2 separate regions of the Homo sapiens genome follow, and region 2 is linked to region 1. Evidence: chromatin contacts called from ENCODE Hi-C or POLR2A ChIA-PET data. All regions are on one chromosome and are shown on one strand. The core of a region is the stretch at or near the end of the contact, and the rest is flanking DNA. Distances in the headings are between cores, read along the strand shown.

Region 1 (6,845 bases), core at 3,503-6,002:
TTGAGATGGAGTCTTCGCTCTGTCACCCAGGCTGGAGTGCAATGGCACAATTTCGGCTCACTGCAAGCTCCGCCTCCCGGGTTCACGCCATTCTCCTGCCTCAGCCTTCCGAGTAGCTGGGACTACAGGTGCCCGCCACTACGACAGGCTAATTTTTTGTATTTTTTAGTAGAGACGGAGTTTCACTGTGTTAGCCAGAATGGTCTCGATCTCCTGACCTCATGATCCGCCTGCCTCGGAAGTGCTGGGATTACAGACGTGAGTCACCACTCCTGGCCCCACCCCTTTTTTTTTAACAGGAGACTTAAAAAAATTTTTTGTGTGTGTGTGGATATGGGGTCTTGCTATGTTGCCCAGGCTGGTCTTGAACCCCTGCCTTCAAAGGATCCTCCTGCCTCAGTCTCTCAAAGTGCTGGGATTACAGGCATGAGCTACCACACCGGCTGCAACACGACTTTGTAAGGAATATCATGTGCATTAAACGGCCACCATTGTTCAGGGCCAAGAAGCTGTACACATTCACCATTTTTTCTTACATTTCACTTCCATTCTGTAGTTTAGTCTCTCCTCTCAGATTTCATGTTTGGCCTCTCAGTTTATCCAATATTATCGCCATACAGGCCCAAATACACTCACTGCACAATTGCCACTGCTTGATATGGCCACATTCACACGTTATTGAGAAGAGATCCAACTACAAGGTATTCCGGTGTACAAAGGGCAGTCAATACCCAGTCAGGCTGGATTTGCATTCATGCCTCAAATTCAGCTGATAATATTATTAGTAAGTCTTTATATCTTTAAATCATATGCAAACTTTCACACCCACTAGGTGTATCTAACTCAAATTTACAATTTTCCCTCTTTAACTAAACATGAAAATGGAGGCTTTAAAGATACTAATGTGAAGCCAAAAAATTGTCAGGGTATTCTTAAACACACTGTTTGTCTGCATACTTAAGGAGTTATTTCCTATGCAAAATACAAACTTCTAACACGTACTCTGAAAAATGCCAAGGAGGGTCCTTGGCATTGAAAAATGCCAAGGAGGGTCCTCAGGCAACACAGGGCCATAAGGGGTGGCCCAAGAGCTGCACTTTGTGGCAGCCGGCACTCTGCTGGCCTGGCCTGATCAAGGTTCGGCACTCTGCTGGCCTGGCCTGATCAAGGTTACTGTCATTTTCATATGAATGTCATGTCCCTTGGTAAAGGCCCCCGAAAAACCCCACAGGGTAAGGCAGGTGAAGAGGAGGGGCCTGGCCTAGACTCTCCTGAAAGGTGATGGGGGAAGGGATGAGGAAAAGAAGAGACAGAAATTACCAGGCCAAAGAACAAGGAAGATGGAGGACTGAGGACTTTTCCTGTGACTCAGACCACAGGACAGGAATGCATTTTTCCAAGATGAGCCACCAGCATTCCTTTGGAGAAGTCAGGGTTTGTCAGGTCAGTCCAACTGCTGTGAGCACACTAAATATAGGTACTAAGAACATGTCTTTTAGGAAGGGGATGGAAGGAAGGGAAGGGAGGCACCGTGAGAGGGTGTTGGAAAGGACTGAGCACTTCAGCCAGTTGATTTACAGGCAAGGTCATTTCCAAGTCCTTACTTACAAGGTTGGGCCCTTTGGCTATTTCTTTTCCAAAGTTAAATTTTCCTTTCTGCAAAGGGCACAAAGAGAATTTTTAGTTTCATTAAAGGCTGACTCCTCAAAGTTTATATAGTCAAGGACCATTTTTTTTTTTAATCTAGGAAATTTCCTGAAGAAAATATTTGACTTTGTAGTCGTATTTGGCTTTGAGTATAAGAATTATAAAACAGCAGCAGGCCAGGCATGGTAGCTCATGCTCACACCTCCCAGCACTTTGGGAGGCCGAAGTGGGTGGATCACCTGAGGCCAGGAGTTCGAGACCAGCCTGGCCAACATGGTGAAACCTTGTCTCTACTAAAAATACAAAAATTAGCCAGGCATGGTGGTGCATGCCTATAATCCCAGCTATTTGGGAGGCTGAGACAGGAGAATCGCTTGAACCTGAGAGGCGGAGACTGCAGTGAGCTGAGATTGCGCCACTGCACTCCAGCCTAGGTGACAGAGCAAAACTCTGTCTCAAAAAAAAAAAAGAATTATAAAATCACATCATGATGGAAGAATAACTTTTAAATGGCATAACAAAGAACAAAAACAAAATATCCGCACCAATTAAAATTACAACTAATGGTACCACAAAGTTCTAGCAGAAGAGGACATGAAAAGACACAATGCTTCCCTATCACCATACCCAACGTAAAACATGTTTCAGCTTCTCTGCATACTCCAGAATTCTTGCTTCAACCTTTCCACAGACCCACCTCTTGTGGAAAACAGTTGCTGGAAACTGGATTATTAAGCAGGTTTAAGTTATGTTATTTACTTACGTGATTTTTTTTTTCCACTTCCCCAATCCCTCAGCTCTAAATTTATCTGGAAATATTTTGAGTTTTTCTTACAGTGGAGAACTATTTGACTTAGGGCTACACAACAATGCTTGCCACCTCCGTATTTTGAAGATCTTCCTCTGTGAATCCTTCCCACATTCAAGGAGGTACGCAGGAAAAGCCTGTGGCAGGCAGTAGCCCTTGATCTAGGCTGCTCAGGGCCACGTAGATCATCTGAAGATTGTCACCTAAATACAGCTGTTACTAAACCTTTGCCAAGGGAAAGCAGAGAAGGGACAAGTCATTGCCATCCCTCAGCAGCAGCTTCAAGGTCATTCGTAAGTGAGAGCCCGGAAGTTATGCAACACTTTCTCTCTAGGTCCTCCAGACAATGATTTTTACAACAGCCAGATGGTAAATTCACGTTTGTGGCTATTCCACTGCCTTGTCCTATCAGCATCAGGCATGATGGCCATGGGCCTTTCACGACTGGTGTGGACACACATAGCTCTACACTGATGGCACCCAAGTCACAGCAGGGACTCGTGTGGCAGTTTGCATTTCTTATGATAATCTTTTTGTTCACCCAAGTTTTTAAGAGCTAAAAGAGACAGTTAATTAAACTACAAAGTGGGACCAGAAAGCTGGCAAATGAGATGCTTATTAAATCAATGGGTATAAATATTGAGAAGTAAGAGTGACTTTGTTCAAGCTCAAACTGCAAATTAACAGCAGGTGGGACAATAGACCCCTAAAGTCATGGCTCCTCTCCCTGTGAGTAGCTGCCCATTCCACAGCTTCTTATCATCTCTAAAAATAAGTTCACCTTTTAAAACAGGAGCCCAAGTGACTTTTTTAAAAGAATTTACCTGAGTCATAGCCCCCCTCAAGAAGTAAAAAAATGTCTGTTAGAGTTGAAAAGGTCTGGAAAGGATCCCACTAACCAAACCCTAGAATATGAAAAATGAGAAGACAGAGGCCCCCATCAGAACTCAATCTGTTCACAGTCACATAGCTGGTGGGTAGCAGGCTGGCCAAGAACCAGGACGCTTCACCCTCACTCTAGAACTGGGCAAATAAGATGTCTGCAACCCGTGGGAGCTCTGCCTGCAATGCGGGTAGGACATCTGGCTGCAGCCGAGAGAAGTTTCTCTTTTCCCTTTTCATGGTTGCTTTAAGACTACATTATAGAGTAATTTTCCAAAGAATTTTTTCTCAATAGAAAAAGTGACACCCATGCTATCTCTGAAGGAAATGAAGCTATTCATGTGGATTTTACCTGGCGGGGCCACTCGGTCCTGATATGTGGGCTTAAATTCACTGATGGTGAGCAGCATCACTTGGATGGTTCCGATGAAGATGCCAGCCAGGCAGCCATAAAATATTACGTAGAATAGAAGGATCTTAACTGCAAGAAGAACAGAAACAAAAAGCTGTGATGCAGTCATATGCTCAGAATGAAAGTTTAATCTTCCCACGGATGAACAAGCTTCCTTCCTGGTTCCCCCGGTCCCATGATTTCTTCCTTGTCCAACGTCAAGAGTGCACCTCACCCCACTGACACAGGGTGAAAATCGAGAAGCTGGGCAGCCCTCCACTTGCAGTGTGTATGGGAGGTGGTTAAGGGTAGGAGGAATGTTCAGCTAGAACTAGGATCCTTATATTTTTTTATTCCCTAAATTTTAAAAAAAGTATCCATATTTTTTATTCTCAAAATTATAAAAAAAATCATGAAGATCACCAATAAAATCTAGAGCTATGTTTGGATGCTTATGCAATGAATTTAAAATATGACAGTATACTCCCTTAGAGACCTATGTTTTCTTTGCTTGCATATCCCTTGACATTTAAATACTACAATCCAAGCTCTGCTGTTTCTCCAAATGCTCAGATGCCTGAGGGTTATTTTGCTATGGCAGAGCAATGAATCCTGAGAAACCCAGTGATGATATCCTCCTGTTTTTTTTACTATCACTCTCCCTTTGGTTTGTATTATCAACAAAGCACACTCTTTCCCCTCGGAGGACAAGACAAGGGGAAAAAAAGAAAATTCTATAGTGAAAATGACCAGCACATTTTAATTCCATCTTCTGGAACTGGAACAAGAATAATGACTGACTTGCTGGGCTGCATTTTCTTTTTCCCATAGTTAACAAGACAACAGGATGGAGGCTGAAATAGCTGCAAAAGCAAAAAAAAAAAAAAAAAAAGACTCAACACATAGATGGGAATGAGGGTGGCTATCAGTTACTGGTTTACAAGGATTATCTCCCTGATTAGCTGCATAGTAACAGGCTGTACTAGGCATTGCCTGGCAGTCCTGTGCCAGCCAAACGACTCAATGTGAATGCAAAACAGGGAACAAGTGAACTGTAAGGTTATCGAGTCAGAAGCACGACTGCACAAAGGAGCCTTAGGTTACTGCTAAAAAGGTCCAGATCTCATGCATTAAAAATGCCAGGGTACTTGGAGAAAAGCCACTGAAAAACAGTATTATTGAAAAGAAGTATATGTGGTAGGAGGGGGCCAGGGAGGGAGTGGGTACACAACTGCAGGAATTAGCCTTGTTGCCCTGTCCATACATTTAAAAGCCCAACTTTCCTATCAGGCACTAAACAGTTAAAGGAAATCAGGCTACAGAGCTGTTAAAACAAGCAAAACACACAAAACCACAGCAAAATGCTTAATCATAATCCTTTTTCTCCTCTATCAAAAGCAAATAACAAGGAAAAAAGCAAAGACAGAAGTAAAGATAAGGAAGAAAGAAAAGGTTGTGTAATCCAGAACTACAGCACCCAACTCAATCACTCCCTCCCCGCAGGACAAGGGTTAAGTGCTGCATTCTGTATCCAAGCAGCAGTAGGCAAATGGCAACGCTGTGACGTCAAGAGATCTGGAAAATTTTTCCAGTGAATGCTCCTAAGAGGTGCAAGAGTTGGTGTAACAGTCAGCAAGGCAGCTATCGTAGCCCTGATTCAAGTTTCCTCTTGCTGCCCCCCACCCCCACCTCATCTTGGTGCTCTTACCTTACCTACATGTGCCCCTTCGAACAACTGAAACATCTCTATACTCATTCCCTGGACTCCAGATGCCTAATTCTAACAACATAAGAGGGTACATAATTGAGGCTACAGTTTAAAATACAAATAAGAGCAACGGAAAAACAAGTCATTTTGCAAGTACGCCGATTAAGCTCAGAAACAGACAGCCTTTCTATTCTGCCCACACGATATCCTAAGAAAAGTGAGGAATTTTCCCTTTTTGCTCTGAGATGTTAGTTGATAAAATCTCCCTAGTTACTGCCGTGAGGTCACTGGGAGAGAGTGGAGCACTCAGGACTAGAGGGGCCTATGCAGTGGCTCACTCAGACACAGGCCACCAGGGGCTCCCCACTAGCCAAAAAAAAGGCTAGATAAGTCACACCAACTATCTGGGGTGGCACTGTGAGGGGAGCTGAGAGGCTTCAGAGGCATCTCCCTTTCACGCAATTTTTCTTCTTTTAAAAAAAAGTAATACAGAGGTTTTTTTGGAAAAACAAACAAATGAACAAACAAACAGTGTGTACCCTTCAAAAGGTCACAGGCAGGCATCCAGGCCTAGCTGTAAATATAAAACCTACCAATGTCTGTATTAACCTAATAAAAAGGCAGAAGGCACAAAGTGATTTGCATGCTGTGATTTCTCCAGCAGGTGACAGGCGAGTCTCCTGCGTCCATCTTGGTGAAAATCTACCTATAAGCAAAATCGAGCCAAGGGCATCCTGCCCTCGCCCCAAGGGCATCCATGTTGGGCCCAGTGCTGGAAAAGGGGCATTTTCTCCGTAGGAGACGGTAATTGCTGCCGCCTTTTCTACCTAAGAGAGGCTCTGACAGTTTTTACACTGCCAGAAAGGGGCAGACATATTAGCACAAAACAAAAAGGGGATTTTTAGCCCAGCACCTGTACCGTGGAACATGGAAGGGAAGAGGAGGCAAGTACAGCAGTCCTGGGTCTACATTCACAAATCAGCATACTGATAGCTTGCTGGATAGGATATCAAGACATAAAAATTGACACACACGGTCTCTCTTTCTCTCTCTCATGGAGGTGCTGCCCATTAAATGTCGGCTTAAAAATGAGTCAGTCCATACTGCCTTACCCTCTAAAGCAAGTATTATTCTGAGAAGCATGAAACTGGAATGAGCAAAGATGCATATTATACTAAGGGGAAAAAGACAAGAAGGCAAATTTCACAATGTGCCTAGAGTCAATGCAGCCCCTGCCCCTGTGACGCAGCAGGGTCAGACCACCAGAGAAGGAAGCCCCAGCTAACCTGGGGAGAAGGGTGCCCATACCGCAGTGCACCTTCCAGGCCTCCCTCAAGTTACAAGGAGTTGCCAGGGAGCTGTTCATTCTACACACACCCCACAGTTCTTCAGGTTTTCCTTTCCACAGT
Region 2 (6,845 bases), core at 1,322-3,821, 180 kb before region 1:
GCTTTTTAGTTTAATTAGATCGCATTTGTCAATTTTGGCTTTTGTTGCCATTGCTTTTGGTCTTTTAGTCATGAAGTCTTTGCCTATGCCTATATCCTGAATGATATTGCTGAGGTTTTCTTCTAGAGTTTTTATGGTTTTAGGTCTTACATTTATGTCTTTATCCATCTTGAGTTAATTTTTGTATAAGATGAAAGGAAGGGGTCCAGTTTCTGTTTTCTGCATATGGCTAGCCAGTTTTCCCAATACCATTTATTAAATAGGGAATCCTTTCACCATTGCTTGTTTTTGTCAGGTTTGTCAAAGATCAGATGGTTGGAGATGTGTGCCTTTACTTGTGAGGCCTCTGTTCTGTTCCATTGATCTATACTGTTTTAATTTGGGACATTTACAGAAATGATATTCATTTTAAATTACTATTACAAGTACAAAGTTTTGGAGAAACTTTTAACTGGCCACCATTTAGCCATACTTTTATTATCATAATAAAATTATTAGTATAGATTAATTACAAATGCTTTAGTGAAATTACCAGGAAATCCTATCAGCGTGAAAATTTATGAAGTAGTACAACTATATACTTTATAATTTGTTTAAAAATTTAAAAATTATATACCTAAAGCTTTCGAATTCAGTCTGAATTTTTAATTTTTTGTAAAGCTATAAATATTTATTCTTTCCTACTAGGGAATTTAGGAAAATGTAAAAGGCCAAGAGTAATAGCAGGAATCTTTGGAAGAACAGGATCTTTATACAAAATATTTTAGCCCCTCAAATCCCAAAGAAGCCTGGATATTATTTTTGTGACTTTGTTTTATAAAGACTTTGAATTAATTGCCATAACAATGACCTAGTAAAAGCGCTCTTATTCACGTTTCACTAAGAAGATATATTTATGTAAAATCTTTATGCTTTATAAATAAATATTTATTCAGCATAGGTAAATATGGTACTTGAAAATCTGGGTAGTTGGAAAGCTGGCATTTTTATTTTTAAAAATTGAGCGAGAAAAGAAATCAAAGGAAAGTTGAGACAAAAATAATTGGTCAATTAATTGTTAAATAATTTGTTAAACTAGAGACAGAACAATTTATCACTGCTTTTTACTTTGGAAAGACAGATAATAGAAAAAGTACATGGTTTTTGGAGCTACAGTCACTTGGATTTGAATCCTGGCTTTGCCACTTGCTAACTTGTAAGGGCTTGTTACTTAAGCTTTCTGAGTCTCATTTTTCTCATTTGTACACTGTGGATATATTTATTTTGTTTAGCACATGCAGAATTTATTAGGTGCTGAATTTCAGTCATTCCCAAATATTCATTGAGAAACTGCTAGTGAACAAGTAATAAAGATGGACTAAGCCCTGGTGCTCTCCAACACATAGAGGTCAGCTAGATAGGAGAAAACCATCGAAGGAGACTGAGAGGGAGTAGCCAGTGAGGTAGGAAGAAAGGCAAGTAATGAAAGCATTCCAGAGTGTAGGATGTGACAAACTGTGTCAAATACTGTTGGTCAGGTAAGGTGAGGGCTGAGAATAATTAACCAGTGGACTTAGCAACATGGAGGTAGTAAGGGATTTTAATGAGCAGCTTTGGTGGAATGAAAACCTAATTGGTTGTGGATTTAAAAGAGACTGTAGGAGAGGAAGTAAAAATGGAAATGGAAAAGAAAGACATTTCTTTTGAATTTTGTTGTGAAGGGAACAGACCAATGGGAACTCTCGAAAGAGCATGCCCTTTCTAGTTTGCTACTCTATCATATTCTCTTGTCACACCACTTCTACTTCATTCCTTCATTGATCATCTGCCAGGTCCCTGTAGGTATTTGAATTTTCATCTGTACCATAAAGGTTCTCTCGGACCATGCAATCAAAGCATCTGGTATAGGACTAAAAGGGGTAGTTGCTGTTGTTATTGATTAAAAAGAATAATAAATAATGGCAGCAATATGATAGAAAGGCAGTTGGTATCTTAGGAATAGAACACTTTTTATTCTAGTGTCTTACCACTGGAAATGCTCAGGTGTATACACTACTATTTGAATAATTCCTCATCATCCTTGTGTTTAAAAAAATGCTCATCAGTGTGGCACATTAACACATTCTATAATCTTTTCATTTTAAATTTAATGAAAAATAAATACAGTTGATCCATAAACAACACAGGTTTGAACTGCACGAGTCTACTTATATGTGGATTTTTTTCAACAGAAGGATTGAAAATGCAGTATTTGCAAGAGGTGAAACTCACATCTACAGAGATTTGACTTTTCCTATAAGCAGGTTCCACAGGGCTGACTGCAGGACTTGAGCATGCATGGATTTGAGTACACACAGGGATTTGAGTACCAATCCCTTGTGTATACCAAGGGCTATTTGCATTGAGCCAGACATTGTTTTAGGTGCTAGGGGTCCTACAGAGCTATACAACTTAGTTCCCTCTTTTTCAAATTTATGATTTGATGGAAGATAAGTACCCAAATAACCATAACTTTGGGGGAACAAAGGTTGCCGGAAGGAGGCATCAGGAAATGCCTCCTAGTGGAAAGTGGTATTTGAGGTGGCTCTTTACACATTGGTAAGATTCTTTGGAGCTTGAGTCAGAGGGTTTTATAGGAAATAGTAGAAATAATAGCAGTGAAAGCTTAGAGACAGGAAAGCATCTAAATAATTAAAAGAACTGATTAGTGTGAACATCTTTGTGGCTAGTTCAAATTGTTGTGTTGTCATTTTAGTGAACCACATGCAAAGTGAATAACACAGCCTGAATCTGTTTATAAAACATGGTTCATTTGATTTTATTTTATACTAGGCCTATAGTTAGTTTTAAGTAGCTGTAGTTCTCAGATTCCTGATATTAATCTCTGTTCCTATAAAATTTCCTAGTTTTAAATTTTATTTTACATATTTTAATGAAAAATTTAAAATTAAATTTGTGTCTAATTAACTAATGCTTTGGGGAGAATAAGAACTTTATATTGGTATTTCCAATATTCAAAATTTATTAAATCTTTGTCCACTATATTCCTGGAACAAAATGACACATATTCTCATTGCTTTGATTGATACTTCTTTATATGCTCTTCTGGTTCTAAGTCTTGAAACAGGGTTAATTTAATCAGTGTGTCTTTGTAAAACTCATTTTTAGAAAATCTGAAACAAAAAATTTATATGATGAAACTCTAAAAGTAATTGCATGATTCTCCTCCCCCACAGAAATATCTTGTAAGTTCAAGATAAGAGATCACATTTGTCAAAATCATTTCTCTCTGTCTTTAGGAAATGGAGTTGTTTTTTCCTTCAAGTGGAGGTTGTGGGCCGGCAAACACTGCTAAATTTACTAATTGTACCTGTTGCATTGTTAAACCCCATGCTGTCAGTGAAGGTATGTTGAATACACTATATTCAGTACATTTTGTTAATAGGAGAGCAATGTTTATTTTCTTGATGTACTTTATGTATAGAAAATAAAGTATACTTTTAGTATTTCCATTTTTTTTCTTTGAAGGCACTTGAGTAAAGGTGACAAAATATAAGGGAAAATCTGTCTAAATCTCTATTTGTCTTTTCTTTGTGGATTTTTAGGAGGTGTTCTTTGAGTTGCTGATCATGCTCAGGCTCAGTCATACTGTTACAGATCTTGGCTAATTGACTTTTAGTCTGCCTTCTCTCTTTCTAATCACAAATTGTGATTCACTTAATTTACTTCAATAGCACTTTTTTTTTTTTTTTTTGAGACAGAGTCTAGTTCTGTTGTCCAAGCTGGAGTGCAGTGGCATGATCTCGAGTTACTGCAACCTCAGCCTCCCGAGTAGCTGGGACTACAGGCACATGCCACCATGCCCAGCTAATTTTTGTATTTTTAGTAGAGACAGGGTTTCACCATATTGGTCAGGCTGGTCTCAAACTCCTGACCTCAGATGATCTACCCACCTCGGCCTCCCAAAGTGCTGGGATTATAGGCATGAGCCACTGTGCCCAGCCAATAGCACTCCTGTTGTACAAATTAAAACAATGTCTGCCATACCTCTAGTATACCCTTTCTGAGAAGGCTGGAGAAATTTCCTTCAGTTCTTTGTATCTGAAACAGTTCTTTGACATATGTATGTATATACATGTTTGCATATATATACATATATAAAGAGAAAGAGTTTGCAAGTTCTTTTCTTATTTTTGTCTCAATTTCTTTATTTTATTTATTTTAGTCTGGTATATATATTTTTGTTAGGTATCTCAAATCTTTTTGGAAGTAAGATGGGGTATGGTTAAAAAGATCACCCTTAAAAAACTAGAATATACTAAATAATATACAGAAGTGATTGGATTTTAAAATTTTATGTCTCCTAAGTATCCAAGTAATCCATGTATATAGTAGAAAATTGGAAATAAAAAACCATTAAAAATGAAGTAAAAAAATACTGAATTCCCATCACCTGAAGATAGTCATTGTTAATGTTTTGATGCATTTCCTCCAAATCATTTTTTTCTGCATTTGTATGTGCATGTGTGTACACTGCTACACATGAATGTAATGGTTGAGATGTAGGTCTATAGGCTGTTGTTTAAATATAATTTTTGTGAGCATTTCTGGCTGCTGTTAAGTCCTCATTAATATTTTAATAGATTCTTTAATATTTAACAGCAATTGTATAGATGTAGTATGGTATTTGGATACTTAGGTTGTTTTCAGTGTTTTGATATTAAAATTAAAACTTTGAAGAATATCTTTATACGTAAATATTTGATGATATCTCTAATCTTTTCCTCTGGCTAGTTTCCTAGAAATAGAATTACTTGTTGGAAGGATATGAGCCTTAAAGATCTTGCTGCATAATTAATACTTCTTTAATTTTTTAGGAAGTATTTTAGTATATTGTAAATCCTTAGGACCATGATTATAAGTAACTAACATGCAGCATGGATAACAAACACTTATGGAGAATATACCATTATGTGCCAGGTGGCAGACTGGTTCCTTATACATTATTTTTAATCTTCACAGCAAGTATGTCAAGTAGGTAAATTTGTTGCTCTTTTCCAGATAGGCAAGCTAAGGTTCCATGAGATTAAGTTGTTTCTCCTAATTTGGAATGGAAATTGAGGATGCAAACCCTGTTTGTTTGTTTGTTTGTTTTTAATCTCCATTCTGTTCCCTCTATACTCTATTGCCCTAATAGCAATAGCCACAAAAAAGTCACATGGCACATGATTAGTAACAATTCCATAGGAAGTGATAGTAATATTTGAAATGGCTGGTGTTGAAAATTTATGGAAAAAAACCTGGGATTTTATGTTTCACTCATTTTTCTTAGCTGGAGAGATTGTGTATGTGTATGTGAGTGTCTACACAGGTGTGGTATCCCTAATCCAAAAATCTGAAACCCAAATTACTCCAAACTCCAAAACTTTTTGAGCACAGACATGAAGCTCAAAGGAAATGGTCGTTGTAGCATTTTCAACCACTGGTTTATGTTTATTGGATTTTTGAATTGGGTATGCTCCACAAATACGTATCTACAGATATTTCAAAATCAAAAAAAAAATTGAAATCCAAAACACTGCTTGTCACAAGCATTTCTGTAAGGAATATTCAACCTGTACACACACACATGCACATACATACACCCGTGTATATTTGTGTACATATACATATATACATAAACACACATAGTACACTCACATTTTGAAAAAGTTCTTGTTTATAGGCATCAACTTTTTAAAAAGCTTATCCTTGACACCCTAAAATGTTTTATTCAATTTACCTGATCTAATCCTTTTCAAGGAAAAATATGTTGCAAGGAGAGTGAAATAAAATAAAGTGGTACTAGAATAAATACTAGTTGTATACCTTAATAATTGCACATATAGCTGGGAGAACTGATAGCCACATGGAGAAAATTGACACGGGACCCCTTCCTTATACCGTATACAAAAATTAACTTAAGATGAATTAAAGACTTAAATGTAAAACCCAAAACTATAAAAACCCTAGTAGAAAATCTAGTCAATAGCATTCAGGACATAGGCATGGGCAACAATTTTGTGAACAAAATGTGAAAAGCAATTACAACAAAAACAAAAATTGCCAGATTGGATCTAATTAAACTAAAGAGCTTCTGTACAGCAAAATGAACTATCATCAGAGTGAACAGACAACCTACAGAATGAGAGAAAATTTTTGCAATCTATCCATTTCACAAAGGTTTAATATCTGGAATCTACAAGGGACTTAAATTTACAAGAAAAAACAACCTCATTAAAAAGTGGTCAAAGGACATGGACAGACCCTTCTCAAAAGAAGACATTCATGCACCCAACAAACACATGAAAAAAAGCTGAAGTCAAATTGCTAACTAGAATAACCAATGCAGAGAAGAACATGAATGACCTGATGGAGCTGAAAAGCATAGCACAAGAACTTTGTGAAGAATACACAACTATCAATAGTCAAATCAATCAAGTAGAAGAAAGGATGTCAGTGACTGAAGATCAACTTAATGAAATAAAAAGAGAAGACCAGATTAGAGAAAAAAGAATAAAAAGAAATGAACAAAGCCTCCAAGAAATATGGGATTATGTGAAAAGACAAATCTGCGTTTGATTGGTGTACCTGAAAGTGACGGGGAGAATGGGACCAAGTCGGAAAACACTCTTCAGGATATTATCCAGGAGAACTTCCCCAAACTAGCAAAACAGACCAACATTCAAATTCAGGAAATACAGAGAACACCACAAAGATGCTCCTCGAGAAGAGCAACCCCAAGACACATAATCATTAGATTCACCAAGGTTGAAATGAACAAAAAAATGTTAAGGGCAGCCAGAGAGAAAGGTTGGGTTACCCAC

What was found. Hi-C counts contacts between places; a loop is a spot of excess contacts on that map. ChIA-PET counts read pairs that join two places held with the same protein, here RNA polymerase II (POLR2A). Pooled maps may share reads with other maps.
Region 2: a pooled map shows a loop between it and region 1 (2.3-fold over the local background). The contact joins two enhancer-like sites. A Hi-C loop is called at or near these places in 1 of 168 maps with a recorded cell type or tissue (PC-3) and 3 of 50 pooled maps. POLR2A ChIA-PET finds 5 or more read pairs at or near these places in 3 of 52 experiments (H1, HEK293 and SK-N-SH).

Annotation. Positions count from the first base shown.
Region 1 is chr1:169,108,343-169,115,187 of GRCh38, reverse strand. ATP1B1 (ATPase Na+/K+ transporting subunit beta 1) reads right to left here. Exons shown (of 6, transcript NM_001677.4): 2 at 3,690-3,818. Among named protein-coding and RNA genes, the nearest start is that of ATP1B1, 5.1 kb to the right of the region's middle. RefSeq lists enhancers at 615-1,257, 1,263-1,557, 1,010-2,209 and a silencer at 1,263-1,557. Within about 2 kb of position 4,752, at least 12 of the 41 ENCODE cell types and tissues checked have a DNase peak (open chromatin) inside an H3K27ac peak, as active enhancers do.
Region 2 is chr1:169,283,842-169,290,686 of GRCh38, reverse strand. NME7 (NME/NM23 family member 7) reads left to right here. Exons shown (of 12, transcript NM_013330.5): 7 at 3,279-3,384. Among named protein-coding and RNA genes, the nearest start is that of NME7, 81 kb to the left of the region's middle. Within about 2 kb of position 2,571, at least 2 of the 41 ENCODE cell types and tissues checked have a DNase peak (open chromatin) inside an H3K27ac peak, as active enhancers do.